6 separate regions of the Mus musculus genome follow, and all the other regions are linked to region 4. Evidence: chromatin loops called from intact Hi-C (ENCODE). Cell type or tissue: heart. All regions are shown on one strand. Region 1 holds the start of Ccar2 (cell cycle activator and apoptosis regulator 2). Region 2 holds the start of Gm33790 (a long non-coding RNA gene). Region 3 overlaps Pebp4 (phosphatidylethanolamine binding protein 4). Region 4 overlaps Slc39a14 (solute carrier family 39 (zinc transporter), member 14). Region 5 holds the start of Pdlim2 (PDZ and LIM domain 2). Region 6 overlaps Pdlim2 (PDZ and LIM domain 2).

Region 1 (5,000 bases), 150 kb after region 4:
ATATGTGGAGCAGGTAGTAGAATGGTGCAGGGTGGGGGAACATGGGAATGTGTAAGTGCAATGACAGGGAAATGACAGGATTGCTGTTTGGAGCAGGTGATTTGCTTGGGCAGTGAAGTTCCTGGTAGCTTCATTAGGGATGTATAGTATATAGATGTACTATAATAAGATGAGCCCTTATTCTCTGTTCAGCAGGATCTCTCCCACTGGGATAAGGTCAAAGTTCTGCTCAATCGGCTCCGTTGGAGGAGCCCTCGACTTCCTGAGCCTCCTGTTCCCCCTGATGGTTCTGGATCCAGGTGAGTCTTGTGCCTGATTTAGATTTAGGCAGTGGGGAGAGACTGCTGGGCGAGGATGTTGGTAGTGTCCTGTCTTGTAGTTAAGATGCCCCATTTGGCCGGGCTTGGTGGCGCACGCCTTTAATCCCAGCACTCAGGAGGCAGAGGCAGGCAGATTTCTGAGTTCGAGGCCAGCCTGGTCTACAGAGTGAGTTCCAGGGCAGCCAGGGCTACACAGAGAAACCCTGACTTGAAAAAAAACAAAACAAAACAAAACAACCCCCCCAAAAAAAACCCAACTAAACAAAAATATGCCCTATTTGTTGGTGAAGAGACAGAAGATGACATGAGATTGGGAACAGTGGCTTTCCCGAAGCCACTACCAGATTGTGGGCGGCATGTTCATCCTCACGTGTCAAGCCCTCACTCCTTACCACTGAAATTTAGGGGCTGGTAAGGTAGACACACAGGCAAAGTATTTTACTGTAGGTGAAGTCTGTCTGTCATGGTTGGCAGCTTCTCCTCAGGAGGTATGCAAAGCTTCTTGTCTGTTTTCTTTCTCTTCTTGTCTAACTTTCCTTTGCTTTTCTATAGGATGGAGTTTAGAAACCTCTCTGACAGGACTCCGTGCCATTCCCAACGGAAGACCTTTATACCAGCATTGGTGGTTAAGAAGCCACGAGCAAAAAATCTTTCTGTATGACCTCTTGGTGTACCTGGTGACCTTGGGAAGAAGTCCCTCACATTTTGGCTTACTGCTGCTTCTCTGCACTGCCAAGAAAAGCTATTGGTGCTTGCTCCTCTTCAAGGTGAAGGCCAAATCCATCTCTAAGCATCGAAGCAAGGAGCCCTGGATCCCCAAGAGGTTCCTGAGTGCAGTTCCAGCACTCTTCCAGGGCTCTTCCTCCTCATCAGAAATCTCTGGGCTTAGGCAATGTGAATTGACTTATTTATCAGGTGCTCATAGAGCATGTTTAGTATGGGAGTGTGTCAGCATGTTGCAGATGTAAGTTTATGCAATCTTTGTTGGACTTCCGTCTGCCCCATCTGATGGAATCATTCGTCCAAAGGGTTGGTGTTTGGGGTGTCACTGGAAGGATGGCACCGATCTTCATTCCACAATGAACAGTTACTAATGTGGACTTCTAATGTCTTCCTCATACCTGAGACGGCAGCCCTAGGACCAAGAACAACATTGCCTTGGGTACCTTTGTAGTGAGTCACGGCTCTGGAGTACAGCCCCTGAAGGCTGAATGAGGGATGGGGGGAAGGTCAAGAACATTGAGAGGAACAACACATAACTTGCAAGGTCAACTCTAAGATGCTGTGTTCTATCCTGGAGTTTAACCATAGCGAAGTCTCTTAATTTCTGAGCCACAGCTTCCTACTTGGGACCATGATACCCACCTTACCTACCTCATAAGCTTGTTAGGAGGATGAAGTAACATTAAACATTCTCAATGTGTGCTGTGACTGTTAAATGACCTGGGAAGGGTGTGATGCTGGAGGCAAACAGGAGTGGGGAGATGGGAGGCCAGAAGTTAAAGGAAGGTGTGTGTGTGTTCACTGTTAATAGTTGTGAAAATAGCCACATTTCTGGCAAGATTTTGGATAGAGCCACTTCATTAAGATCGTGTACGTTTCATATTTGAGAGTCTGGGTATAGATTTCGGATATGCTTACCCCTTGCTGATGGTGCAGTCAAGAAAAGGACAGGAATAGGGATGGGGGTGGGGTGGGGTGGTCATTGGCTTTAGTCAGAAGACTATCCCCTGGAAATGGACCCCCAGTAGGCACGCTCCTCCTCTAGCCAATGGAGGCCCTGCTTCTTTTGTTGCTGTAGTCTTGGGGGTTAGTAGAGCACAGCAGGGTGTGTAAGTGGTAGTCCCCTTCCTTGTGTTTGTGGGAGTGGGTCCAGTTCCAGTCATTTTGAGACCTGGAACCAATGGTTCGAGCTTACTTTTCTGATGGGACACTTGAGAGAGGACACCACCGAGCTCGGCTTCCGAAGGCATTATCGGATCTGGGAAGGCGCACTTCCGTTCCACAGTTGGAGCGGGATGGCAGGCTGGTGTGGGGGAAGGGAGAGGTCGATGGAGAAGAGGGAGGTACCATATCCGGGAGAGTGGCAGCTTCCGACCAGTGGTCTCTCTTCCGGAGAGGCGTTTCCGGTGGTGGTGGCAGCGGCGGCTGCGGTGGTTCCGGGTGTCTTTGTCCCCCTGGTGTCGTGGCCCTGGCCCGCAGGTGGGTTGGGGGCCTCCTGCTGCGCCCCCGCCTCTCCGTCTCTCTCGGGTGGCGAGGCTGCGGGGTCCGAACGGCGAAGATGCGCCAGTCGCGGAAAGAGCCGAGCCCCTCTGGACTGCAAGCTCCGTCGCCCTGGCAACGGCCTCGGCCCTGGGGGCGGGCGGGAGGAGGAGAAACCTCGCGCCGTGAACCTCCCACGGTGGCTTCTCGGTGGCCCGGCCCGGAAAGCTCTGCGCAGGCGGCTGCGGAGGCCGGAGCCTAGGGTCGGGACCTAGGAGGAGGGAGCGGCGTGCAGGCCGCTTGGCGAGGGCCGGCTGGACAGCTCCCTTCCCACCAGCGGGTCCTAAAGACGCCTGGCGGGCTTCCGGGGAGAGGGCCCGCATCACCAACCCGCTACTCGCACCTTTTATTTTTATTTTTTGCCCCGGCCCTGCGTGGAGTGTTCTGGCGGATGTTTTTGAATGAATGAATGTCACCGGAGCTCTTCCAGCCCCTCACTCCTCCAGCTTCTCTAAGGGGTGCCAGTGACATAGTGAAAGGAGTGCTAAGTTGTTGGGAGACCTGGGTGTGAGTCCCACTCTGTCACTACCTGGTTTTGTGGCCTTGGGCAAGTCTCCGGATCTCAAAGCTCCAGTTTCCTTGTCTGTAAACCAGCATGTCACTAGCACCCACCACTAGGTTATTGTGAGAACAAACTGGAGTAACGTTACTACCAATTTCATCTCCTCTACATCCTCTCCATTCTTCCATTTTAGGACCCACCTCTTCACCTTAAAAGCTTTACTTAAGATTTTCTATCCCCCCTCCCCCTCCCCAATAGATGGAAGTTTTCCATTGGAGCTGCTAACTTCTTTCTGTTTTGATTGAAGGTTTCCCCCCAAGACCTTGAAAGGACAGTATTCCAAATGTCCCAGTTTAAGCGGCAGAGGATCAACCCACTTCCAGGGGGACGCAACTTCTCAGGTGCTTAACTCCTTACTGGTTACACTCAGAACATGCTCGAGACTCAGTTTCAAAAACTATGGCTCTTGGGTGTTTTTCTGAATGTCTGAGTAGCTGATTGGAGCCACCTAGACCTCTGGGTTTATAAGATCCTCTGGCTATCTTCTAGTGCTTCGGGTAGTAGGTGCAATTCCTGGAGATTGCTTCTCTGTCCCCATAGGCGCAGCTTCAACATCTCTTTTGGGCCCTCCCCCTGGTCTACTTACTCCTCCTGTGGCCACAGACCTGTCCCAAAATGCCAGGCACCTTCAGGTATGTTGGGTGCTCTTTCTAGCGAGTTTCCCTTTGGGGCGACCCTAGTATGTTTGGATGCCTGCTGTGTGTTGTTTCTTGTGTTACAATGGTTTTTTGTTTGGTTGGTTGGTTTGGTTTTGTCCTGGTAGTAGGCCAGTGTTGGGGAACGCAGACAACTCTTAGGTTGGGGAATCTTGAATACCTGGCTCCAGAGAGGTCTTGGTGCGGTTTGGATGAAGTCAAGTATTAGCGTCTGTCCTCTTCACAGATAGGCTGTGTGCCCACTGGTTTTCTTCCCATGTGAATTTTCCTGTAATACCACGAGCCGAGTCCCTGTGGCTAGAGATGAGGCCCTAGTGACATAGCATGATTTTGTTCAGGTCACTTCCTGTTGCTTTTGACCTATCCTTCTCTTGCAGAGTGGGGAAAAGCAGCGAGTCTTCACAGGCATTGTTACCAGCTTGCATGACTACTTTGGGGTGGTAGATGAAGAAGTCTTTTTTCAGCTAAGGTAGGCTTGAGGCTAGTCTGTTCTCGGAAAGGTTGTTGCATTTAGTTCTGTCTCTGTGCTGGTGGGCCCCCTCTTTAAAGCCATTGCTTTGCTATCTTACTGCACGGTATGAGAAATTTTGATGGAGAAGGTCTTCCTGGGGGCAGTCAGAATAACTTGTCCAGGGTGCCTCCTGATGGGGCCTCCTGGTTTGTGTGCTGGCAGTGTGGTGAAGGGTCGACTGCCCCAGCTGGGGGAGAAGGTGCTGGTGAAGGCCGCATACAACCCAGGCCAGGCCGTGCCCTGGAATGCTGTCAAGGTGCAGACGCTCTCCAACCAGGTATTTTTCTTAGCATGTCCTCTGCAATGGGGAGGAGAGGAGGAAGTCTTGTGGTCTGACTTTTGGGCACAATCCTTTTTGTTGAGGAGGTGGGATAGATGTCTCTTCATGGTATCAACCTGGGGATCCCCTAAACTTGCCGGCTATTTTCCTCTAGCCCTTACTGAAGTCTCCAGCGCCTCCCCTTCTGCACGTGGCAGCTCTGGGCCAGAAGCAAGGGATCCTGGGAGCTCAGCCCCAGCTGATCTTTCAGCCTCACCGAATTCCCCCCCTTTTCCCTCAGAAGCGTGAGTCCTGGTGGCATGCAGGGTGGGGTAATCTGGAGGGAAGGACTTGTTCCTTTCATATAGATGCTCTTAGAACAGAGGGGGTACTTCTCTACACAGGAAGAGGAGGAGGAAGCTGGACGGGG
Region 2 (5,000 bases), 54 kb after region 4:
CTGCGCCCAGTTTTCTCCCCTTTTATGTAATTGTGTGTTATATTTATATGTATGCTTATGTGTGTGTCTGTGCCTGCTGCTCTCAGAGACCAAACAAGGGCATCTAATATCCTGGAACTGGAGTTGCATACCATTGTGATTCACCATGTGGGTGGGTGCTGGGAACTAAACCCAGGTCCTCTGGAAGAGCAATGAGTGCTCTCTCTTACTGCTGAGCCATCTCTCTAGCCCCAGTGCTCCTTCAATCTTACATGGTAGAAACATGTCTGTCTGGAACTCAGTCATGGAAATTTCTTCCCTATTGTGTGGGTTTTGAGGATTGAACCCTGGCTCTATGGTAGAGCAGACAGTGCTCTAACAGCTGAATCACCTCTCCAGTTGCCTTCCTCAGTTTTTAAATGAACATGGGAATGTGCCTACTTCATAGAGATTCTGCGAAATGATCACTTAACACATAGTTATAACCATTGTGTGCCAGGTGTAAATACACCTCTATCCTCATAGCATCATGACTTATAGGGATTATCATTCCCATTATATAGTCGGGAAAACACATGGAATGGAAGCATTTGCTCAAGATTCCAAGCTAGAAAGCTAACAACCAATCTAAGGACCAAACTAAGAGAGTTAGGTTACAGGTCATTTATCTGACAACTGACTGGCTCAGGCATTTAGCTCACGGATATATACTGTGGTCACTATACATGTAAGTGTACTTGCTATATACTTATAGACATGTACTCATCAGAGAACATTAGAAAAAATAGGACTGGCCAGGTGTGGTGGCACACGCCTTTAATCCCAGCACTTGGGAGGCAGAGGCAGGCGGATTTCTGAGTTCGAGGACAGTCTGGTCTACAAAGTGAGTTCCAGGACAGCCAGGGCTACACAGAGAAACTGTCTCGAACCCTGTCCCCCCCCCAAAAAAAAAAAAAGAAAAAAGAAAGAAAAAAAGAAAAAATAGGACTATGGTTACTGTCTCTAGTCTAATCCCTCGGGGAATGGTAGCATAGGACGGCCTGTTTGCGCACATACTAATATGCCGTACATGTCTTTTCACCTGATTTGGCTTTTGTTCTCCTGTTTTGGTTTACAGAGTGGCTCGGTACTCTGTGCATACTTGCTGTCTCTCCACAGATCTGGCATTGTTTGGAAGTAAGCTAAGGACTTTTTCTGAGTCATTATTAGGATGAAAGGCATACTAGATGATGGTGTGGACCATGAATGCCACTTAGACTCTTACCTATACTCAAGTTTAGGATTCTTATAAAGGAATTTTAATTGACATTGGTAACAAAGGTGATTCTGCCTTTGGATTTTTAGGAGGAAATATCTAGCACTGACCACATGTTAAAGATTCTTTGTTTGCTTTTATTTTGAACAGATGTTATACTCACAGCTGGATCTGCTTTTGAAATAGCAAAGTGAGGCTGTAACTGTAAGGAGGTGCATCCCTGCACAAACTGAGCTCATGTTAAAGTTAGATATGCTATTGAATACAGTCTTAACCGCCTCTGTGCCAGTGTGAAGAGAGCCCTCAGATTCCATTAAACCCAAACCTGAGTCCCTCAGTATCAGCCACAAAGAGAATGTCTGGATTGTTATGAGAGGGAGGCCTTCTCACCTTCGTTTATACTTTCCTTTGTTTTGTTTGTTTGTGTGTTCGAGATGGGGTTTCTCTGTGTAGCCATAGCTATCCTGGAACTCACTTTGTAAACCAGGCTGGCCTCTAATTCACAAAGATTCATTTGCTCCTGAGTGCTGGGATTAAAGGTGTGTGCCACCATGCCTGGCTCCAGTTTACAGTTTCCTATATGGACTGTAGGGTTTCCTTGTGTATACTGTCTTAGTCTTCTCTACTAGCATTCACTCTAAAGGCACAGCTTGACTTTAAATCCAAGGTCAACTGTATAATCTGTTTGTTACTATTCTAACAAAAGACCTGAAGCTGTGAACCTTATAAAGAAAAGAGCTTTGTTTAGCTTATAGTTTTGGAGGTTTCAGGGTATGATACCAGCATTGGTTTTGAATTGATGAGGACTTCATGTTGGGAGAACACATTAAAGAGAGAGAGAACACACAAGGCCAAAGATTAGAGAAGAGCCCTACTGGAAGAACTACTGAGTGTCTCACAACACATCTTCCTTCTGAGGGCAGTGCCCCCAGTGACTTCCCACTAGGCTCCACCTGTTCAGGTTTCTCTTCTTAAAGGTTTACACTGTGTGGTAACATCCCACACTGAAACCCACACATCCCTTGAGAGATACATTCTAGTCATAGCCACACCATAACACCAAGAAGGAAAATGCTGGTTTTTTTTTTTTTAAGCCCATCTTTAGAGTTCTTACCTGTTACTTCATGTCTTTTTCTTCTTAGAGAATTGTGGCACACCTACAATCTGCCCACTTAGGAGTATTTCCTTGTACCATAGTTCCAACTTGACAACCACATCAAAATATAAAATGCAGGAACTCGAGAGATGTCTCAGAGGATAAGAGCCCTGGATTCCCTAGAACAGAATTTAAGGAGAATTGTAAGCTGCCATATTTGGGTACAGCTAGGTAAAGCTTCCAGCACCCACATAACAACAGGTAGCTCCCAAGTGCCTGTCATCCAGGTCCAGGGTCTACTGCTGCTTCTGAGGGCACCTGCACAGTGCACATAACTTAGGTAGACATACACAAATAAAAAATAAATTCAGAAATGCAAAACAGTCTATGTCTATGTAAAGTACACTAGAGTAGTAATAATTTTCCTACACATTTTTTAATGTAAGGGCTGGAGAGATGAAGCTCTTAGTGGCTAAGAGCTGCTCTTCAAGAGAGGACCCAGATGGCAGCTCACATCTCTCCTGAACTCCAGTTCCAGGGGATCCAGCACTCTTCTGGCTACCTCCCCAGGCATGTGCTCAGTGCATGAACACACACACAGGCAAACTACTCATACACGTAAAAATAATCTTTTTTAAAAACAGAAAAAAATGAGCCCAAAGGTTTCTGATACAGAAATAGTTTTCAGTACTGTGGAGACAGTTCCACATGGGGTGGGGCTGGGATCTACTTTGCCTGGGAAGCCCCAGGGATCAGCAATGCCAGCATTGTTTGTAAACGCTTAATGGCAGAATTTGAGGATCCTAAAAGGACCCTCAGGAGCCTAAAGCCGTAACCTTCCTCCAGGTAAATGATGCTCACTAATAAGACATGGGCAGCCACCTGCCTTATCAGATTTCCTGGGCAACAGAGCTAGAAAGTTAATCTAAGGTCATACTTATCTTTAGAAAGGGAAGAGTGTTCGGTTAGCCCTTGTGTGCAACTCTAAAAGGACATTTTCTCTGGGACAGGGTCTTCAGACTTGCCTGTAACCAGTGGCTTCCGAGCTGGCTTCACCTGGTTAGTCTCTTCAGTATGGCACTGTTCATCCCCTGACTTTGTCCTCTTTGGGTAGGTCGGATCAAGTATTCAGAGATGGTGTACGATGCGTGCATGCACACTTTCGACTGTCTTCCTCTTGCTGCCCTCTTAAACCAGCAGTTTCTCTGTGTACATGGAGGAATGTCTCCTGAAATTACTTGTTTAGAGGACATTAGGAAAGTAAGTAACTTTTTACTATTTTCATAGAGTGTGCTTTTAAATTTTTGTTCTTTATCTTAGCCAGTGACTACCTATATAACATATAGCAATTGCTGAGGTTAAATGAAAATACAGTCAGAGGTAGAAATACGGGACTGACTCATAATCTTGTCACTGTCAGAGAGCTGTTAGTAACACTTGGAGAAACATTCTTTCTCTTTTTAAAAATTAAAGTTTTGTTTCGTTTTTTGAAACAGGGTTTCTTTCTATAATTCTCGCTGGAATTCACTCTGTAGATCAGGCTGGCCTTGAACTCTCAGAGATCTACCTACTTCTGCCTCTGAGTGCTAGGATTAAAAGTATGCGCCACCACTGCTTGGCCTTAAAATTAAATCTTAATAGCTAAAAGCATACTCTTCTTACAGTAGAACTCTGAAACTTTAAAAATCATATTTGTATATTTTAAACAAGGTCTCTCTGCAAAGCCCAGACTAGCCTTGAACTCAAGACAGTTCTACCTCCTCCACTGTATGGTATAATTACAGGACTTGTGCCACCATGCCCAGCTTTAAAAAATTAAATTATATTCCAGCTTGCAAAGAAAGAACATGAATGTGAAGCCTTGGCCAGGCCCCTTACCCTTGGAGTACATTCTTTCTGTAAATGAGGAAATTTGACTGAGTGCCCTGAGCTCTGGCAGCTGTGAGGCGCACTGCCGTTTGCATCCTAAACAGGATGGTTGGTTGCTCCATGTGCCTTACACTCCCTTATGTGGTAGTTATTCCCAAGACTGTGTCTTCATGACTGAGGGAAAGGAGCAGCCTTGTGCACGTGCACTTCCGCACCTTGATCCCCTCAGTTCCCACGGGGCACAGACTCAGGATTTCCTTGAGTTCACAGCAGTCTCCCAGTGAGCAGTGAGCCGGTGTGTGTGTGCTGGCTTTTCAGTACCCACCCAGCATGTCGCCTTTAGTAGATTTTGTATTTAACCACTGTGATCAGCTGTGGTAAAAAGCTCCCCTCTCACTCAGCAGAAGCCCTCTTCTTGACTCTCAGATGTTCTGGTGTGTTCAAAAACAATTATTTATATTCTTTGATTTTTTTGTGGGGGTGTTTTTAATTAAAGCAGCAGTAACTGAAAAAGTAAGTTAATGACAAATATTAAAAGTAAGTTAATGACACCACTGCATAGAATGGAAAGAATAAAAGGCTTTTTACAAAAGAAGACATCTCTATTAGAACGAAGTGAGCAGTGGACAGGATGCCTGCCTGGCTCCCCGCCCTCCTGTAGCTCTGCTTCCCATAGAAAATAGAATTTAACTTTAGTCGTCACAATTTTTTGTGGAGGCTGATTTCACATTTGAGGTAAATTTCACTAGATTAGCATGGGAGGAGAGGCCCTTTTCTACAGGAACAGAGATAAGATACTTG
Region 3 (5,000 bases), 450 kb after region 4:
TCCTTCCTACTACCTCTCCCTCCCACTCCCAGCCACCTTCACCTGGTCAGAGAATAAGACCCTGGTCTCAGAAGTTTTTCTTCAGTGCCAAGGACACCAAACAGCTTAATGGGTGAGCAGCGGGGCTTACTGTTCGTAGCTTAGGCACCAGGAAACGTTTTTCTGCATGCCATTTGTTTTCATTCATCCATCCATCTATCCACCCACTCACTCGCCAATCCATTCTTCCACACACCCATCCATCCATCCATCCATCCATCCATCCATCCATCCTTCTACTTACTCAACTCTCTGTCCATCTATATATCTATCCATACACTTACATCTCCATCCATCCATTTATCCACCCACTTATCCATTTGGCTTCCCATCCATTTATCTACCCATTCATCTATCCATCTGTCCATTCACCTATTCACCATTCATTGATTGATCCGTCCATCTGCCCATCTGCGTCCATCCGCTCTCGTCAATCACTCCCTTCTTACCCAGCCAGCCAGCACAGGGGTCTGCCGTGCCAATGGGGGACCGCAAGCGATTCAGTGTTTACAAGGTGGTCGCTGTGCTACAAGATATGAATGAGCGACAGAAGGAGTGCAAATGCTCTGTTGATGACATCAGGGATACTTAGAGAGCTTGGAGCAAGACATCAGCAAGAATGGAAAGTAAAGTTCAGAGCCAGTAGTCAGGGAAGGCTTCCTGGAGGTGGAAGCAAAGCTCAAAGATGGGAGAAGCCTGTGCAGTGGTATGGAAAGGCAGGTACTCCCCACCCCCACCCCACCCCACCCCCGAGATGGGGCAACAGAGGCCTGCCCCATACTTCTGCCAAGGCTTCAGGGCTTGCTTGGCAGGGTGGGGGGTGGGCAAGTCCCCTGACAGTTGAGCAACGCTGGTCACTTAAATTTGGAAATGAGGTGGTATTTCCGCTAAGCCGTGTGCCAACTCTTACCATTTCCCATCAACCCTGGGGACTCTGAGGCAATAACTTCCTCCTCTAGCTGAAGAATCGAGCCCTTCTTACCCACGCCTGGCTTTCTAGGTACCTTGTTCCAATATGGCACCTCTTCCTCTCTGCCTCCACCTGTTCCGCTACAGCTGCCTCTTCCCTGAAACTCTTCAAGGGAGCTCCGGCAGACTGCCACCTTCTTTAAGGACAGTCCCTCTGTCCTCCCCACCCTCCTTTCCGTCTTCACCAGAGGAGCTTGCTTTCAGCATCCCCTCCCTCAAATCCCCCTCAGAGCCCTTGGGAGTGATTGGCCTCCAGAGCCCAGGGTTCTAGTGTTGAGCCTAGCACTGCCACCACCCAGCTCAGCACCGCTAGGTCTTTACACACATCAGAACAACCCTTGCTTCCCCCCCACCCCACCCCACCCCCGGACCGCAGCCCCTCTCCCTGCTTCTTCTCACAAGCAGCTCCTGACATTCCATTGGGGATCTAGCAGAGAGAATGGAAGCCATTGTTTGGTCTGGGCACTAGCAACACCATCCAGCAAGGATCCTGGTACTTACCACTAACCCCTTTACAAAAGCAAATGCTTTGTTCACAGGTCTGATGACAGAATTGAATGGACCCACAGCATAAATAGGGCCCAGCATCAAGTGCCACACAGTGCAAGCTTCTCAGTACCCCTGGCTTTACCTTCCCCTGAGTCTTACATTTTTCAGAAAGCATTAGATCTGTGCTAGCACAAAACTCCTATTTCTTTCTGCCCTCTGCTTCCACCAAACCTTCCTTGGTGAGTCTTGATTCTCCTTGGTAGCGTTAAGCCTCTTTTCTCTCACTTCTACCCTTCACCTGCAGGCTGAGACAATAGATTTCTGGACGAGGCAGACCCCTCCCCCCCCCCACACACACACACACACTTCTCTCTTCTGCATGCATGCTCCAGGACATCAGTGTAAACTCAGTGAAACCAGACTCAGAACTGGTCTCCAGTTCCTCCCTCCAGGGGAGGTCAGGAACTTGGCAGTCTACAGCTCCACCTAGTGGGCCCCTGCAGCAATAGCAACACAGAGCTGGCGACTCCCCAGGGATTGATGAACTAATAAATTTTGGTGAAGACAAAGGTCTCACCCTACAGGGCTATGCTGGGTTTCCATAGAATACGTTGGGCCGGGGTGGGAGTGGGGTGGGGCTGGAGTCTTGCCCAGTGTAGCAGCAGTAGCTGTCCTTTCTCTGTTCCTCTTGACTCTGTTCCTAGGCATGACATTGGCTGAGGTCTTCAGCGAGGAGGGAGAGTGGGGGAGGGGGTATTGCTGCTCAGTGTCCTGGAGGGAAGACTGCCCACTGGAAAGGTGTGTAGTGTCACAGTTGTACCCCAGGTAAGCCAGCACAGCTTTGTATATCAGCCGCATCAACTGGGAGGCGTCACATTTGATCTCCAGTAGTGAAAGCACTTGGAGGGAGACAGACAAGCCAGACCCACCCTCATGAGCAACCCTGGTGATGCTGCTTCCCTGGCTACCTGTTTTGCCAGGTCTGATCTGCCTGATCAGGGTGGGTGGCACGGGGCCTCTGGGGCCGCACTGGGGAGGAGAAAGAACCCTGTAGTCCCTTCCTGCCCTATTGCACAGAAGGGTCAGCACCTTCTGTCTACCCACACTTGTGACTTGCCATGTCATTTCTGGACACTGGTACCCCAGCCTCAGCCACTGATGCCTTGTGGGCTCTGTCTGGGCCAGGAGACAACAAGAGGAAAACAACAACCAGAAGGATGAAATCGGAAACTTCCCCTCTTTCCCGTTTGCATGGTCTGTCCCTAAGCTTTCTGAACCTTCGAGCCCAAGGAAGTTTCCAGAACAGGTATCAAAGTTATTTTCCAGGAAAAGAAGTAGTCACAGTTCCCAAAAGACTCTGGTGTCCTGTTTTAGATGATTTCAAACACCAGAAGGACACATTGCATACTTCAAGAATCCAGAGCTTTCAGCCATGAGTCCACCGTAGGAAAGACACAACCTCCAAGCCAGTGGTTCTCAACCTGTGGGTCACGTCCCCTTTGGGGGCTTGTCAAATGACCTTTTCACGGGGGTCACCTAAGACCATCTGCATATCCGATGTTTACATTATGATTCATAGCTATAGTAAAGATTACAGTTATGAAGTAGCAACAAAAAGTAATTTTATGGTTGGGAGTCACCACCACATGAGGAACTATATAAAGGATTAGGATTAGGGAGGTTGACCACCACTCCAGGCAATAGCTGCCTGACTCCTGCAAACCTGGCCCTCCAAGTTCCCAAGAAAAGTGAACTAAAGGCAAGTCAGGGCCCCACGTTCTCCTTCAGCCAACCCAGTTCACTCACATCCAAAGCCGTGTGGAACTTGACTATCGGCGCCTGCCAGGCCGTGATCTTCTGTCTGTATAGATTGCACTTAGGAACAATTTTACAGCTGATGTTCCCCATCTCCATGTAGAAAACTTCTAGGTTCCTACGGAGAGAGGGGCAGTCACGTCATGTCAGGGTTTCAGCGAATCCCGGGGTTCACAAGGCTACTGCAGTCCAGCACCACTGAGCATGCAGAGTTGAGAGGAGTTAAATTCTAAACCTGACAACCAACCAGCTGTGTGACCCCAGAGCTGTGGGACTGAGACCCGATGCTTTTGTCCCAGGGTCTACTTGCCTGAGACAGGGACAGTGTCTACCTCATGTGGTTGGTGTGAGGACACAGCACTGGTCAGTGGGTAGAGCAAAGCCTAGCATGCTATGAGTTGTCATCCTTAGTATGCCAAAGATCGACTCACTCTCAGATGTGTGAATCCCTCAAGAAAGTGGTATGATGTCTGCATTCACACACACACACACACACACACACACACACACACACACACACACACACACATGTCTTTCTGTGTAGTCAGCTCATTTCTGTAGTGTTTATGATGCATACAGCAAAATTGCTGTGTGGTAGTACCCTTTAGGAAGTGTAAACAAAGAGCTGTACTTGCCCAATACTGAAGCAATGTGTGTGTGCAAGTGTATGCATATATATAGTGTGTGTGTATATGTGCAATTGTATGCACATACATAAATATATACACATATACAAGTACACATATACTATGTGTGTACTTGGGTGTATATCTACATATGTGTCTATACATGTGTATATGTGTTTATGTGTATGCATGTGTATGTGCATACATATCCCTATGTATGCATGTGTATATGCATATACACATGTGTGGTACCCAGAGTCTTGTACATACTGGGAAAGCACTCTATCACTGAGCTACACTCCCATATTCTCTGCCATTTTTTTTTTCCTTTTTTCTTTTTGAGACAGGGACTTCCTATACAGCCCAGGCTGCTCTTGGTCTCTTGTGTTCATATACCTGCTGATATAGGAAGCTGTGTGGGTTGAGCTGTGCAATTGTGACAGTGTACCTTCTAAGTGTTTGGCTTACGAAACGTGTGAGTGGGCCTGATTCAGAGGTGGTCCCTTGGCCCAAACATTTCCAACTCAGGACTGGCTGAACCCACAGATGTGGAACCTGCCAATGGAGTAGAAAATTGACTGAATTGGGCCTATGAGGACACCGTGCCTGAGCTTGTCAGAATATTCTTATTACACAGAGACCAGGGCTTGTGTTTCCCAGCCTTTCCCGGTACCCCAACACAGCTGAGCTAGCCCCTAAATAGACAATGGCTATTTACACCACCATGCCCTGCTGGCGTTATACCTGAAGGACACCCAGGGAGAATGTAATTTGAGGATCATATCTTCAGGAGTGTTCCTGTAGGAGTTGAGAGGAGGCCAAGGGTAGCCTCCTAGCGAGACCCACATGGCCTTTTTCCAGCCCCTGCTCCTCAGTGCTTTCAGTAGCTCCAGGATCAAATTTGGAGAGAGGCAGTTGGGTCCAGAGCAGCTGGTAAACCACACATGGTGTGCTTTGGTGGGTGGGCACCCCCACCACCTAGACTTGGTCTCTGTCCTTCCAGAGAGTGGAAGGAGCAGTATGAATTGTCCAAATCAACACTGCAGGAGTATTAGTTGTTTC
Region 4 (5,000 bases):
GTATTCATATATATATATATATATATATATATATATATATATACACACACACACACACACACACATGTATGTGTGTGTGTGTGTGTGTGTGTGTTCATTCTTGTTCTTCTTGGGGAAACATGCTTGAAACCAGGAATCCTGAAATCCTGAGAACACAACTGGGGAAACAGAAATTTGCTCAGTTTCTCTCCCTGCTCTTGCCTCTTGCCTTTGAGACAAGGCAGCAGGAAGAGGAAAGTTCAGCAATCAAGGTACTAGATTGGATGTCAGGACCAGGTCCTGGTAGGCTTAGGGTCCAGTTTTACCAAAGAACCAGTTCCTTCAATGTTAGAAGCTAAGCTTTATGTTACCGTCATGGTTGTTGGTGTTTGAAGGCGAGTCTCATCTCTCCTGTTCTATTTCTCCTACAAATGCTTTAGGAGGTAGCAGAAATTGACACTCAAAGTGTAAGACTGAGCAGGCTGTGTGACTCGTACCTGTAATCTCAGCCCCTAGGGAGGCAGAGTCAGCAGGCTCAAGTTTTATACCAGCCTGGGCTTCATAGTGAATAGCAGGCCAGTCTGGGCTACATAGCAAGCTCCTGTGTCAGCAAGACAAAATGAAGATAAAAAACCGTAAAATTTAAGATTGTAGGTCTGAGGGTGTGGCTCAGTGGTAGCACGTTTTTTGTCCAGTGTGTATGTGACACCCTGAATGTCATTCCCAGCACCACCACAGCCCCCCCCCCAAAGGTTGAAAGATTCCACTTTACCTAGCTCATGCATTATATTTTTAACTTTAGGAGTTCCCCTAGCTCCTGTCCTTTAAATGCCCTTATGCTGGAATCGGATGGTGGCTTGGTTTGTTTAAAAGAGCTTAAAAAGAGTCTTAAACATGAGATAGACTGTCTGCCATGCACCCTTCCTGTGAACTCAAGAACTTTGAGGAAATCCTGGGGCTTCTTCAGGGCGGAGGGCTGGCATCAGTCAGACACAGGTGGGGCGTGGGAGCCAACTGATAATCCATTGCTATTGGCAACAGATTCGCCCCATGAGTTGAAAATGTGGCCGTTGACCTTCTTTTGACTTTTAAATGTTGAACTTGCTGTTTTAAGCATCTGTACATATAAGAGGCTGAAGGGGCTACGGGCTGCTTAGCGGACACTTCTCCCCTGGCCTTACTGCCCATAGCTTCTGTTCCCTGTTAACACTAGCAAGGAAAGTGCTTGTCACACAGAGGAGCCCTCAGCCAGGCCTTGGATTCTGTCATTGGAGGACCTCATTTCTGACCTCACCTTCAGTCCTCCATCCCCGCCCTCCAATACTTAGGGTCACCAGGGGGAGCACTCTCCGGTACCCTTCACCTGGGTTTTAAATGGCTTCTCTCTGTCTGGATCACCTAGGATCCAGTTTTAGTGAACCCTCTTCCAAAGAGATACAGATAAGCTGGATGATTTTTTGCATAAAGAAAGAGGATTTTACTCATAGTTCCCTTTACAGTTCCATCACAGTATTTTTTTTAAATAACTCAGGTGTTATGAGAATTAGAAAATAAAATAATTTATGTCATGTGAACTGTAAATGTTTTATTTGTAAGATTCTATAAATAAAGCTATATTCTGTAATTGGTGAGTCCCAAGTGTCGGCTTGCTTCAGCCTTAAGAGCTGGGGCATACTAGTCAGTCATCGATGGGAGGAGAGGCCCTTGGTCCTGGGCATTCCCCTATGCCCCAGTATAGGGGAATGCCAGGGCCAGAAATTGGGAGTGGGTGAGTTGGTGTGTGTGTGGGGGGGAGGGGCTTTTGGAGGGGAATCCATGAAAGGGGATAACATTTGAAATGTAAATAAAGAAAATACCTAATTTAAAAAAAAAAAAAAAAAAAAACGAGTTGGGGCATAATGAATCTTTGACACAAGGTGGCGCTCGTCTGTTGCTGATTTACAAAGGGTTGTTTGGATTTGGCTATGGGGATTTAGAAGGGACTTCCTATATCATATAACACACTTACTTTAAAATGACTCACTTTGGGCTAAGCTCAGGAACAAAGCACTTAGCCATGGATTGCGCCTTGGAAACTGTAAAGACTGTAGAGTTCTGTATTGAACTTCACCCATGTTGGTTTTTTTCTTTTCTTTTCTTTTTCTTTCTTTTTTTTTTTTTTTAACTTTATCTGCATTTATTTTTTGCTGAATTTATTCCAAGGCCATGAGTTTTTGTTTCTTCTGGGATATCTTTTTCTTCTGTGCAAGCTCCTCTTCTGGCTTTGGAACGATCTGTTCCTTCTCAGTGAGGATCATCTCAGTGTGGCAGGGGGAGCTCACGTATGGGTTAATCTGGCCATGAGCTCTGTAGGTCTGTCGGCACATCTTAGGTGCCTTGTCCACGTGTCCAGTGACTAGAGAATCTATGTCTAAACCCTAAGTTCAGCATTACTTTCTGCATTTTTTAGCATGATTCAGCATTCTTTTTTGGCTACCATCCTTGTGTCCCCAGCCCCACTGTTTTGGCCTGGGCAAATTATACCGCCAGACTTGCACACATTGCTTATTTGGTTTTTGTTGTTGTTGTTTGTTTGTTTGCGACAGGGTTTCTCTGTATAGCCCTGGCTGTCCTGTAACTCACTTTGTAGACCAGGCTGGCCTCGAACTCAGAAATCCACCTGCCTCTACCTCCCGAGGGCTGGGATTAAAGGCGTGCGCCACCACGTCTGGCCCACATTGCTGCTTTAAAGTGAGATCCTTCAGATACTTGGTGGCTTTGCAAATATGCATACCCTTGATGGCCTGGGCAGTTTCCTGGGTGTTCTTAAAGTGAACACGAAGGTTTGAACCTCTTGATTTGATGATTTTGTGGAGTTTTCTAGGTCAAGAAAGTAATGAACTATCTTCACAGGTCACCTCTGGCCACTTACAGGAAGAGAGCTTTCCTTTATTTTCTTACATGTATTGTGTGTGTGTTTGAGTGGGGATGGTCATGCATGCCACGATGTGTGTGCAGGTCAGAGGACAGCTGTCAGGGGTTGGCTCTGGGGACCAAACTCAGATCATCAGGCTCAGTGACAAACAACCTTACCCACTGAGCAATCGTGACCCCTTTTTAAAAAATAAGGAGCTTGGTTTTTGTTGTTGTTGTTGTTTTTAATAATTACTGTTAGTCATAAGATGGTGCTTACATGTGCATTGCTCTGGCTTAGCTCTTATTAGAGGGGATGCCTATAGGGACTCACGTTGATGGTCAAGACATCGTACAGTGTGAGGGGGCTAGAGATGGTCCAATAGTGTAGAGCACTTGCTCTTCCAGAGGATGCAGGTTCAATTCCCAGCACTCACGAGACAGCTCACAACTACCTGTAACTCCAGTTCCAGGGTATCTAACATCCTGCCACAGAGATAACATGTAGACGAAACACCAGTTGTACTGGCTGGTTTTGTGTGTCAACTTGACACAGGCTGGAATTATCACAAAGAAAGGACCCTCCCTTGAGGAAATGCCTCTATCAGATCCCGCTGTAAGGCATTTTCTCAATTAGTGATCAAGTGGGGAGGGCCCCTTGTGGTGGTGCCATCCCTGGGCTGGTAGTCTTGGGTTCTATAAGAAAGCAAGCTGAGCAAGCCAGGGGAAGCAAGCCAGTAAAGAACATCCCTCCATGGCCTCTGTGTTAGCTCCTGCTTCCTGACCTGCTTGAGTTCTAGTCCCGACTCTCTTTGGTGATGAACAGCAATGTGGAAAGTGTAAACTGAATAAACCCTTTCCTCCCCAATTTTTCTTGGTCTGATGTTTGTGCAGGAATAGAAGACACCAGTGTACCCAAAGTAAAAATAAATTAATTAGTTTTAAAACACATTTACATTGTGAATTGTTGAGTTACAAGAAGTATCCTGAATACCAGAGTCTGCTCATTAAAGAGTGGAACCACCTGAAATAGTATCCTGATACCCTAAGATTTCAGACAGAGCTTGTTAAGGTCTATTCTGGTCTTAACTAGGATGCAGTCAAGGACTTCTCCAAGCCCAGCCTAAGGCAAAACAGTTTTCTGATCTTAGAATAGCTCTGCAAAACAACCTATTTTGAGACAGCATCTACAAATCATATTGGTCTTCCATTGTGTGTGTGTGTTTGTGTCTGTTTTGTAGAATTTACAAGTGTATACCACTTATGTGTCCAGTACCAGAGAAAGCCAGAAGATAGCATCAGATCCCCTGGGACCCGGTTAGCAGAAGGTTATTGGCCACCAACAGTTGAGCTGGGGATCAAGCCTGGGTCTTCTGGAAGAACAACTCGTGCTATTAGCCACAGAGCCATATCTCACATTGGTCTTTTAATTTGCACCAGATCGCTCCACGTTTGCTGGTGTTGTCAAAAGGATGTTGGCCGTGGCACTGGCATCCACCTCTTCTCTCCACCCCCTCACTGCTCTCCTAGGCTTTGTGTGGTTTTCTCCTTTGCAGTAACTCATTTCCAGGACTGGCATTGTGAACTGACGTCTTCACACTAAACTTGCGGCTGGAGGCTTCAGTTGCTTTCTGATACATCAGCAGCTGCTCTGCAGAAAGAATGAATGAGGCTTAAGTGACACACCTGCGTGTCTGTGGGCTGCCAGACTTCTCCTTATGACAGACAGCACGTTCCTGAGGGATGGCTCTGCTTTCTGCTTCTCATCTGGCCCGTGTTTGTTTAGAAACACATCCTTGAATGAGGCAAAAGTCTGGCCCACACAGCACAGAAGTAAACAGGCCTTTAAGATGATTAAAACGGTCACTGCAGACATCCCTTGGTAATACTCTTAGCCAGCTAAGCCCTTGGGGTGGGATGGGGTGAAATGCATTGAAACTGGAAATGTCTTCTGAAATAATTAGGTGTCTGCTCCTCTTCTTCTCTAGTCAGTGATACTTGGATCTGATTGGAGGGAAATCTGTTCTGAGAGATTGCAAAGATACTCTATGTGGACTCAGGTCAAAACACTGGAAAAAACTAAATGCCTGCCTGTAGCATGGGATATGCATACATACTCTTGGAGACTG
Region 5 (5,000 bases), 130 kb after region 4:
GGGATTTGTGGATACTCCGTCCAGAGCAGGGAGAGTTGCAGACGAACCTTTGTGTGTTTACAGAGCCTGTCTGAGGCACTGAGGACAGTATGGCACTGTACTAGTTACACAGTAGGTGCTCAATAAACACTTAAGATTGTTTGAATCATTGATTGGATGAGATGGAGGTGAATTCTTTTCTGTTGTCTCCCCTCCCTACCACATCCTTCAACCTTTCTGCTTTGTAATCCTTGAACTTCTCCTCTGGGAAATCAGGTGTTTAACAAGAGAGTAAGATGAACATTACTGGTTGGGGGACGGGGGACGGGGGACGGGGGACGGGAGGGGGGGGCGGGGACCGAGGCCCCCAAAGAGCTGTGGAAACTGCTTTTCCTGGCTTTGTTTCCCAGTTGCTGTGGTAAAACACTGTCAGAGTCAGGGTTTCTATTGTTGGGATAGAACATGACCAAAAGCAACTTGGGGAGAAAAGGGTTTTTACAGTTCCACAACACAGTCCATCATCAAAGGGACTCCAGGCAGGAAGTCAAGCAGGAGCGATGGGGCTTGATCTTCAGGGCTTGCACAGCCTGCTTTACTTATACCACTCAGGACCACCTACCAAGGGATGGAACCGCCCACAGTGGGCTGGGCCCTCCCGCATCAATCAGCCATCAAGAAAATGTTCCCCCCAACAGCCACGCCCACAAGACAGTCTGAGGGAAGCAATTGCCCGGTGAGGTGAGATTCCCTCTTTCCACAGAACTCTAGTTTGTATCAAGTCGACAAAAAGTAAACAGCACACCACGCAACACCACACACACAGTTAAAGGAAGCCATGACACTCGAGGATCGGACAGTGTGAACCCCAGGCAGTGCCTGCCCTACCCGAGGGCTGCTCAAGAGGTTTTCAGGGAACTGAGGGTAGAGCTTAAAAGGGAGAATACGTACAGATCTGGGGCCCTGTCTTCAATCCCCAGCACCAAACCAAACAAACATAAAAGGCTTCCAAACTAGCTGCGGAGGGAGAGCAGGTGCAGCAGACAAGGGGCCCCTCTTGGAGGCCCCTGGAATTAGTCTGTGGTAGAGCCATTTACCTGCCCAAGGAGAGACTGTGGGAGGTGGGGCCAGGGAGGCAACCTGGCTGGCTGGGAAGTGCAGAGACTCTGAGCCACACCGATGCGCGTCGTAGGTGAGGAGGATGGTGAGGGTGGCGAGGGCAATTCTCTTGGGGAACTCGGAGAGAATGACTCACACCCGAGGCAGGCAGGTTACAGCTGGGTCCACAGGTGTGCTCTACGCTGTGCCAAGTTGTAAGAGCAACTGAAGAGGCAGGAGGCAGCTGCGTGGGCTCTCAACTCCCCAGGGCAAGAGTTGCCAGGTATAGCTCTGGGGGACCCTCTGGTCAGATGGCTCCTCCTTCCTGGGCCTACACCTGCTCTCCCCACCTCCACACCGTTGCCCTGAGTCATGGAGTCTGGCATAGGAATTGGGCAGACAGGGTCCTCCGTAGTGCTTAGAGCTGGCCCATGCCAGGCAGAATGGTGGGAGAGGAGGTGCCTGATGACCCTGCCAAGTGCTCTCTATCTCCTCTGGGTCTGGGCATGTCTCCCTGCTCAGGGCAGGCTTGCGGGGGTATCTGGGGCTAAGTCACTGCGCTGGCAGTACAAAGCCAGGGGCATCTGTCTGGGAAGAGATAGGAGGGTGGAGGTGTGGCCCAGGCTTGAGATGTGTGGGTATCGGGACTGTATCTGCTCCAACATCGGAGCCAGGAGTGGGCAGAAGAATCGGATGGACCACAGACAGGTCCATCAAGCCAGCGGTTGTCTGACAGAGGTCTGGGGACCGCGACATCGAGGGATCCTTTCCTATTGTGGGGTGGGACGCAGTCTCTGTATACTGCGCACCGTGGGGATGGTTTGTCATTTGAACCGACCCCCTGTGCTTAGGGACAGTCCGGAGGATGTGGACACCTCGGAAGGGTCTCAGTCTAGAGGCGGTTTTCAGGAGGGTCTGCTCTTCTCGCTCGCCCACTTCCAGCTCCCCCACAAGGCGCGGGCCAGGTGGCGGCGCCCCGGCTCGGCAGCGCAGAGGAGGCGGCTTCCCGGGCCAGGGGCGGCGGCAGGGGCGGCCCCGGGATCACATGGGCGGAGGCAGGTCTGGGAGCCCCGGGCGAGCTCTCCCTAGAGTCGGACAGACGGCTGCGGTGGAACGGCGGCGGCTCCTCGTCCTTACTCCCTCCGTTCTTCCCTCCCTCCTTCCCTTTCCTGGCTGGCCTGACCGCCCAGCCCGACAGGCAAGCGGCAGCCAGGTGAGCGCGCGCCCACCTGCACCCTCCGCGGGCCACCGCCCTCGGCGATCTCCTCCTCACCGGACCCTACCCTCGGCCCAAAGCCCCTTTTCCCTGAAACTTCTCTTCGACCTGGATACCCCTTGGCTTGGGTTCTCCCCTGACCCAGACACTCGTCCTCTAGTCCCAGTCCCAGTCCCACCCCCAACCCCCTCCGCCCCGGGGTATTTTGGACTTGTTGGGAAGCAAGCTTGAGAACTGGTACTGGGGACAGCCAGACTGACAGCTAGGCAGTTCACTGAGTCCACTGGTCGGCTCAAAGGTCTGAGAATCTCAGGGCGTTTTCAGTCTTTCTGTGATCAGCCTGGGACACCGTGGCTGGGCCTGGGTGAAAGGCAAAGCCAGTTGCCTGGGGGACAAGACAGTCGGACTGCTGGCCTGGACAGCCTCCCCCTCCCCCCAGGCCTTGATGTTCTTGAGATATTGGACATACTTGCTGACCCATATCTCCCCAGGGACAGCCTGAGGATGGGTGCTGGGCTGGGTGGTGCCCAGGCTGGCATTGCAGCTTCCTGCCTGGGTTGGCTCCTGGCTCCAGATCTAGAGGCTCAGGAAATCCTAGGAGGGCCTGGTCCACAAGGACACTCCCTTGTGGGTCAGCGGGGGCTGTGGATGAGAAGTTTGTGGCCAAACTGGCAGCATCATGAACTTGCCCTGCTGGCCAGTACCAGGGTGGCTGTGGGTGTGGGTGTGCTTCCCTTGGCAGATGAGCCTTGGCCTCCTTTCTCAGGCTGCTCACTAGGGTGCAGCAGGCCCCTAGAGGAGGTAGCAAGCTTCCTCTTGTTCATCTGAACCCAGCTGTTGGGGTCAGGCAGGGAGCCAGGTAGCCCCTCTGAAGACCTTAGTCTGACACCTGCCAGCCCCAGCCTCTGCTAACTTCTTGCTGTCTGGTGGGGCTATCCTGAGGCTTGCTGTCCTCCTGTATACTCTATACAGAGTGTAGAAAGTATTTTGTGCTCTTCGTTTAGGGAACAGGAAACAGGTAGTGAAGGGGTGCGGGGTGCGTTCACTCCTACCACCTGCTAATTCCTTCCCACAGTTCTCCACCAAGCACTTGTATGGAAGTCTGACCTCTTGTCAGTGGGACTGCTGCCTGTCTTAGGGGATCTACTAGTCTGAAGACCCTAGAAGGGGGAACTCAGAGTCTTCAAGGCCTCCCAGGGTGGGGGGAAGTGAAACTCTTAGAAGAGGGAGGGACTTAGTCACTTCCTCTGTCACCACCCGCCAGGCCCAGGCCCTGCTGGGCTGCTCTGAGACCAGCCACCGTCTTCTCCCTTTGCTTTGGGGTGTACTGTGGAAGTGGGCCCCACCTCCCAGTCTTCTCTTCCTCAGGCATGGCGTTGACTGTGGATGTGGCAGGACCAGCACCTTGGGGCTTCCGAATTAGCGGGGGCAGAGATTTCCACACACCCATCATTGTGACCAAGGTAAGGGCTGTTTTTAGGAGATAAGGAGCTAGCTACCCCCTGAAAGGGGGTCTTGTTCCCCACGGGTACTTTCCCCAATTTGTTCTGGAGCCTGGAGTCTTCTGGGGCAATGTTGGCCAGGGGAACAGTTGTGCTTTGTGGCATGAGTATGTGAGGGCTCCTTTAGGAGGGCCATTAGAAGATGAAAGGAAGGGGACCAAGGACAGGGCCTGCCCTTTGCCCTAAGTCTCAACCCTCACACCTGCCGGCAGCCATTTAGGGTAGTTACACAGGGCAGGTGCTTCTGCTTGCTCTTGGGAGCTTGCTAGTTTCTTTTTCACCCAGGCTCGGGCCCAGGTCCTGGCTGGAGAGCACTCAGGGCAAGGGTGGTGTTTAGGCAGCCACCTGCAAGGTATGATTTGCACGGGCAGGGTTCTCTATCCAGAAGTATTCCCAAGCTCAGTTCCTGACATTCTGCCATCACATTCCTTGGGAGGCCCATGTTTGAATGCCAGTGTATGGGGGATTTGGGGGGAGGTTGCCACTCAAGCCTGTAAGGGATTAGCTGAGAAGCTGGCAAGACCAGGAAAGACAGAGAAAAAGGTGGTAGAGGTGTACTGTCTTGTTTCTGCATTTCCTGGGCAGCAGAGGAAACCTTGAGGACCCTTCTGCTCCAGTCTCCTCAAATATACTCCTATTCAGGGTGGGTATTCAGCAGCCAGCATCTGGCTTCTCATCTCTTTAGGTCACAGAGCGGGGCAAGGCTGAAGCAGCTGATCTCCGGCCTGGCGACATCATTGTGGCCATCAATGGACAGAGTGCAGAGAACATGCTACACGCGGAGGCCCAAAGCAAGATCCGACAGAGCGCCTCACCCCTAAGACTGCAGCTGGACCGGTAGGTCTTCTATCTCCACTGGCAGGTCTTGCCACCTTTCCCTTTTCTGCACTTGCCCAATGCCAGCCAGGCAGCCACCCTCAACCCTGCCTACAGCCCCAGTGCAGTCCCATCCCAGCCTTCCCAGGCTCCTCTGGCATGTCCTGAGCTCTGGGACTATGGTAGGGACATGGAAGATATCCCAGTGACCATATGGGCATAGGTGGGCACCGGGCTGGGCATGCAGCCATAGGCGAGGTGGGGCAAGCTGGCACCGGCTACCTGGAAGCCCAGGTTTGACTGGTTCCCAGCCATGAGAATGGTACAGGGTGTGGGCATGGAGTGGTTGAAGAGAGGCAAGTTCTGGGCATGGTGTACCCTAGCCTGGGTTT
Region 6 (5,000 bases), 130 kb after region 4:
GTGGCTGAAATAGTTTTGCTGCTGTTGTTGGGGTGACTCCCTCTCCAGTGCTGGCTGCATCTCTCAAAGACATTCTTCCCTGGTTCCAAGCCCCCAACTCCCACCCCCACCCCTCTCCCCACCCCAGCAGCCTTGATCTCCTTCCATGCAGCCCAGAGAGACTCTGAGGGACCGTGTGGTTCTGCCTCACGCTGCCCTTGGCCTGTTTTCTGTCTCCTCCTTCCTCTGCTGGCCTCCTCCCCCACAGTCCCTCCGGCCACTGCTGACAGCTTAACCCCCAGGTGGTATTTCTCCTCCCCCAAGGACTGGGGCGGGGCAGATGACAACAGTTCTGGCCATCAGCCGCTGGGGCAGAGTGGCTGGGGGTATGTCCGGCCTTTTGGTGAAGGGAACAAGGCCCAGCTGCTGGAATCTTACTTCTGGGTTGGCTCTGCATTCCAAAGAGCAGGGCCTTTTGGGGTGGAAGGTTCTGCATTCCAATGAGCAGGGCCTTTGAGGGTGGTAGGAGAGAGGAAGTGGGGAGGGGGGTCTGGAGAAGGAAGGGGTTCAATTTGTGGTGCTGGGCCTTGTGCCTACCCCAGGGCCAGCTGGATGGGTGATGTGGCCACAGATCCATCTTTAAGGAATTTAAGATGTGGCTGTTGAGATAAGACAAACATGCCAAACAATTTTGAAACAATTAAGTATGAAGCGGTGTGGGATTAATTACAAAAGCAGGAGGCATTCTGGAAGGGGAGAAAGACAAGTAGGTTGGGTGGCCCGAGAAGGCTCAGCTGGGAGTTTTGCTGAACAGTGGAGGGAGATTAGAGGAGGGGGGTTGATTAGAGAATGAGGTGCAGTGGTCTGAAGTTCTAGGAGGGGGAAGATGGGTCCGAGAAAGACCCAACAGGTAGACAAGCTGAAAAGGAACTTGGCCCCCAGTTGGTGGGTGCATCCCTTCTGGGAATTCTACGTTGTTGGCCTAGCAGATGGTGGGTACTCAAGGGCATGTCTTCCTGTAGTGTCCCATCTGAGCAAACAGCAGCAGCCCCTGAGAACGTCTATGGGAAAATTCGGATTCCTAGGGAATTTATTATAAACACAGATCTCCGGGGCCCCAGCCTGGACTTGCTGCAGAGTAGGAATTGGGGACTCAAGAACAGGAACTTGTGGGGTTTTTTTTTTTTTTTTGTTTTTGTTTTTTGTTTGTTTGTTTTTCAAGGCAGGATTTCTCCTTGTAGCTCTGACTGTCTTGGAACTCGCTCTGTAGATCAAGCTGGCCTTGAACTCACAGAGATCTGCCTGCCTTGGCCTCCTGGAGAGCTGGAAAGCTGGGATTCTGTGCTGCTGCTGCTGCTGCTGCTGCTGCTGCTGCTGCTACCACTGGGCCAGGAGCTTGTGTTTTGACAAACCTGTTTGCTAAAGTAGGAGCTGGGGTCAGGTGACAGGCAGGCCCTGGCTGGTCCCAGTGCTGCTGGGGAGAGCAGGATCCTCTTCCCCTCTCTCTGGTCCTCAGAGTCAGGCTCGGTCGTCCCTCGGGAACTCTCATCCCTCTCCCTCAGCCAGCTGCTTCTCCTCAAGCACCCTCTGGGCTCTTAAGGATGCATTCATGGAAAAAAACAAAAAAACAGAATTCCTCACCCCTCAGGCTGCACAGATGGCAGCAGGAGTCAAGAGGTCCACACTTCCCTCCTGAGTCACACTCTTAGCATCTCAGAGGCCCCAAGACCACAGGAAAGAAGCACACATATGGTCTGATTAGCTTCCCAACCTTGTTGTGCTACAGAATTTTTGCAACAAGGCCATGAAAATATAAGTGTAGAAAGGGTGAAGCCCTCCTGGGGCCAGGGTGGGGGGCTGGGCACAGAGAGGATCAGGTCAGGCTCTGGGCTGGCCTTTCTTTCTTTTTTTTTTTTTAAGATTTATTTATTTATTATATATAAGTTACACTGTAGCTGTCTTTAGACACTCCAGGAGATGGAGTCAGATATTGTTATGGATGGTTGTGAGCCACCATGTGGTTGCTGGGAATTGAACTCAGGACCTTTGGAAGAGCAGTCAGTGCTCTTAACCGCTGAGCCATTATTCCAGCCCCCTGGGCTGGCCTTTCTTACTGCCCTGTAAGTCTGGGCTCACCTGCCCAGCCCGACCACCAACTCCTAAGTGTATGAGCAGCTACACTCTGCAAATATTGATTCATGCATTTGCTGGGGGACATTGAAACCCAGTTCTCTCTCTCTCTCTCTCTCTCTCTCTCTCTCTCTCTCTCTCTGTCTCTCAAAGATTTATTTATTTATTATATGTAAGTACACTGAAGCTGTCTTCAGGCACACCAGAAGAGGGCATTCGATCTCATTACATATGGTTGGTGAGCCACCATGTGGTTGCTAGGATTTGAACTCAGGACCTCTGGAAGAGCAGTCAGTGAGTGCTCTTAACCGCTGAGCCATCTCTCCGGCCCGAAACTCAATTTTCTTCTTCACTGTTGAGTCTAGAAGCTTGTTTCCCGTCTGCACCTGGAGTACATTCTTTACACATTTGTACTTCCATGCCCTTGTTGCAAGATGATTGGCTTCCAGGCATGCTTGCATTTCTGTTTCTTCTGTGGAGTAGGAGGCTGGCCACATCTCTACACAAGTAGCATGATCTACTATATTGTGGAATATATCGATATATCTAAAGGGTGTCTGTGTGGCGTGCCCACCCGACGTCCTCGTTTTGCTCCTTGTGGGATTCCCAAGTGTAACTTAAACATCTCTTTATCCGGCAATGGGCGTCTCTTCCCTTATGGGATCTCATCCTTGGTGCCTTGGCTATGAGGGCAGGGCACAGGGTACCCGATACCAGTGGGTTGTTGGAGGCTAGGCGCCCCCTTGCGTCGATTTTGAGAACAGCATCTTGTAAAGCACACAGAACAAGCTGGCCACCAGGGTGGGGGTGGGTGGACTGACTCCTCCCTGCCGTTCTCCTCCCACAGGCCGGCCACAGCAGCCCAAGCGACTCCGCAGTGAGGGTGCTGCTCCATTCCCCAGGACGGCCCTCCAGCCCTAGGTTCAGGTACTAGCAGGTCTTGCAGAGTTGGGTGAGCTCCTGGAGGGTCTGGACGGGACTGGATTCCTAGAGAGGGATGCGAGTCTCCGCCCCTTAATCCTCTCATATTTGTCTGCACCGGGGTGTGTCCCAACATCATTGCAGGGTCCTTATTCCTAGTTGTCTCTTCTACTCTTCCACAGCAGTTTGGATCTGGAGGAAGACTCAGAGGTGTTCAAGATGCTGCAGGAGAACCGCCAGGGACGGGCCGCCCCAAGGCAGTCCAGCTCTTTTCGACTCTTACAGGAAGCCTTGGAGGCTGAGGAGAGAGGTGAGGCCTCTAGGCTCTGGATGAAGTAAGGCTCCTTGGACTCTCTGGAATGAGGCCAAACAGACTAAGGAAGTAGCTTAAGGATCCATGGCAGAACTAGGCATTAGGGGGCATATGTCAGACACCAGTAAGTAAGAAGCTTACGTTCTGGTTGGGGTTACTGGGTACCCTCAGAAAGTGGTGGGTGGTACTAGTCAGAACCAGGAAAACAAGGGAGTGGTCAAAGCAGGGACTCTGGGTTGGGTCTCCAGGGAGGGCTTCTTGGAAAAAGAGGGATTTGATTTGGCCCTGAAACAAGATCCTAGACTCCATCAGCTTTCAGACAGTGGCCTGGCAGGAGTACTATGGAATGTGGAGGCCAGCAATCAGAGCGTTGGGTTATGTTCACTAGACACTGGATTGGCCTGGTAGCAGGGGAGGGTGTCCGGGGGAACTAGCTGTGCTGAGGCAGGGGCCTTGGAAGCCAGAACAAAGAACACTATGCCACAGACTGTCATGCCAGGCGAGGTAGCTCTGCAAACAACAGAGTACAGTCAGTTGCCTGTTTACTCATTGGAAATACACCGGTGTGTTTATCCAGTGGAACAGATATGTAGAGTATACCCGACCTCGACCCCCGAGGATTGGAGATATGGCTCTAAGAAGTTCCCACAGGTGTGCATACAGCAGTGGGATGCATGCTATCCCTCCAGGAAGTCATGAACCCTTTGTAGCAGCAGACAAGAACCCTGTCTTGTCCACAGAGAGGATGATGCTGGCAGAATAGGGCTTGGAGCTGCAGAATAGCCGGTCCCCGGCAGCTGGTTACAACTCTGTGTAGTGATCACAAGGCTGTTTGCGGGAACACGGGGCTAAATAAAAAGGTTTTCCGAACAAAGCCTGCCCATCCTGACTCTGAGGTCTCTATGGGAGGGGTCCCAGGGAGATTGGTAGTGGGTCGGTGGGGGGAGAAGAGTACAAACGTAAGGTCACTTCTTGGGTGCCACAGAATCTCAGCTGAAGCTTGGACAATGGCTGCCCAGTGCTTTTGTGCTTCATCTTAGTGTTCTCGCTGGCTCAGATGCAATGATGTATATAAATGTCCTTTGAAAGGGCCGAACAAAGACACTGTGATGGTCTTATGACCTAGTATTGTCTGTTTACATCATCATGACTGGCCCATGGAGAGACAACACCTACTTGTCTCTGGCAAACACTAGGCACAGACGTTCCCAGGTTGCTTTGGAAGGATAAGGTTCTTCATCAGCCTTTGCCAAGGCTCTGCCTCTTCTCCTTTACTAAGTGGCATCCCCACTGGCACTCTAGAGGCCCATGTAAAAGTGGGCCTTTGGCCACAAGAGCGGGCGTGTCCTGGGGAGGAACGGAGGAATGTCATAAAATGCCATTGTGTATAGCTGGATACCTCTGTGGTGGACAGGCAGCTCTCATGGACTCTGTCTCCTACCCGTCCCAGGTGGCACACCTGCCTTTGTGCCCAGCTCGCTGAGCTCCCAGGCTTCCTTGCCCACCTCCAGGGCCTTGGCCACTCCACCCAAGCTCCACACCTGTGAGAAATGCAGCGTCAACATCTCGTGAGTATTGGGGGGGCTGGGTGCCGAGCATACCTGGGGCTTCCAGGCAAAGCTGGGCCATCAGTCAGGGACCCTAGAGGGCAGCATGG

The links. A loop is a pair of places that touch in the nucleus more often than their neighbours do. Peaks named below come from ENCODE experiments on the same cell type or tissue, not always from the same donor. Only the 100,000 strongest peaks of a DNase experiment are listed, where the experiment ranks them.
Region 1: it touches region 4 in a loop (2.4-fold over the local background); 11 of 42 quality-filtered maps call a loop at or near these places.
Region 2: a loop joins it to region 4, with 3 times the contacts of the local background. A loop is called at or near these places in 15 of 42 quality-filtered maps.
Region 3: it touches region 4 in a loop (9-fold over the local background); 14 of 42 quality-filtered maps call a loop at or near these places.
Region 5: a loop joins it to region 4, with 2.7 times the contacts of the local background. A loop is called at or near these places in 12 of 42 quality-filtered maps.
Region 6: it touches region 4 in a loop (10-fold over the local background); 12 of 42 quality-filtered maps call a loop at or near these places.

What each region holds. Positions count from the first base shown.
Region 1 is chr14:70,151,149-70,156,148 of GRCm38, reverse strand. Ccar2 (cell cycle activator and apoptosis regulator 2) reads left to right here and starts at 2,358. Exons shown (of 21, transcript NM_146055.3): 1 at 2,358-2,522; 2 at 3,392-3,485; 3 at 3,685-3,776; 4 at 4,178-4,269; 5 at 4,474-4,588; 6 at 4,746-4,875. The coding sequence starts at 3,428. It overlaps 9930012K11Rik (RIKEN cDNA 9930012K11 gene), which reads left to right. Exons shown (of 7, transcript NM_001112735.1): 6 at 196-299; 7 at 873-1,744. The coding sequence ends at 981. In heart, a CTCF peak has its summit at 2,532; a DNase peak (open chromatin) is centred at 2,358; H3K4me3 peaks cover 2,239 bases; H3K27ac peaks cover 1,470 bases.
Region 2 is chr14:70,246,164-70,251,163 of GRCm38, reverse strand. Ppp3cc (protein phosphatase 3, catalytic subunit, gamma isoform) reads left to right here. Exons shown (of 14, transcript NM_008915.3): 5 at 3,445-3,590. Gm33790 (a long non-coding RNA gene) reads right to left here and starts at 2,505. Exons shown (of 2, transcript XR_001781331.1): 1 at 2,349-2,505. In heart, no CTCF peak of the experiment used is centred here; a DNase peak (open chromatin) is centred at 4,433.
Region 3 is chr14:69,850,058-69,855,057 of GRCm38, reverse strand. Pebp4 (phosphatidylethanolamine binding protein 4) reads right to left here. Exons shown (of 7, transcript NM_028560.4): 3 at 3,304-3,430. Among named protein-coding and RNA genes, the nearest start is that of Pebp4, 12 kb to the right of the region's middle. In heart, a CTCF peak has its summit at 1,991 (motif pointing left); a DNase peak (open chromatin) is centred at 1,987; H3K4me3 peaks cover 236 bases; H3K27ac peaks cover 602 bases.
Region 4 is chr14:70,300,070-70,305,069 of GRCm38, reverse strand. It overlaps Slc39a14 (solute carrier family 39 (zinc transporter), member 14), which reads left to right. Exons shown (of 10, transcript NM_144808.4): 10 at 1-1,603. It also overlaps the pseudogene Gm4240. Among named protein-coding and RNA genes, the nearest start is that of Ppp3cc, 13 kb to the right of the region's middle. In heart, a CTCF peak has its summit at 1,912 (motif pointing right); no DNase peak of the experiment used is centred here.
Region 5 is chr14:70,173,966-70,178,965 of GRCm38, reverse strand. Pdlim2 (PDZ and LIM domain 2) reads left to right here and starts at 2,151. Exons shown (of 10, transcript NM_001253736.1): 1 at 2,151-2,287; 2 at 3,659-3,753; 3 at 4,478-4,629. The coding sequence starts at 3,661. In heart, a CTCF peak has its summit at 3,033; DNase peaks (open chromatin) are centred at 1,585, 2,125, 2,905, 3,565 and 2 weaker places; H3K4me3 peaks cover 1,481 bases; H3K27ac peaks cover 1,265 bases; H3K27me3 peaks cover 4,949 bases.
Region 6 is chr14:70,166,001-70,171,000 of GRCm38, reverse strand. Pdlim2 (PDZ and LIM domain 2) reads left to right here. Exons shown (of 10, transcript NM_001253736.1): 7 at 2,957-3,036; 8 at 3,213-3,340; 9 at 4,794-4,911. Among named protein-coding and RNA genes, the nearest start is that of Pdlim2, 8.3 kb to the left of the region's middle. In heart, a CTCF peak has its summit at 2,857 (motif pointing left); DNase peaks (open chromatin) are centred at 270, 1,580, 2,890, 3,610 and 2 weaker places; H3K4me3 peaks cover 1,193 bases; H3K27ac peaks cover 2,843 bases.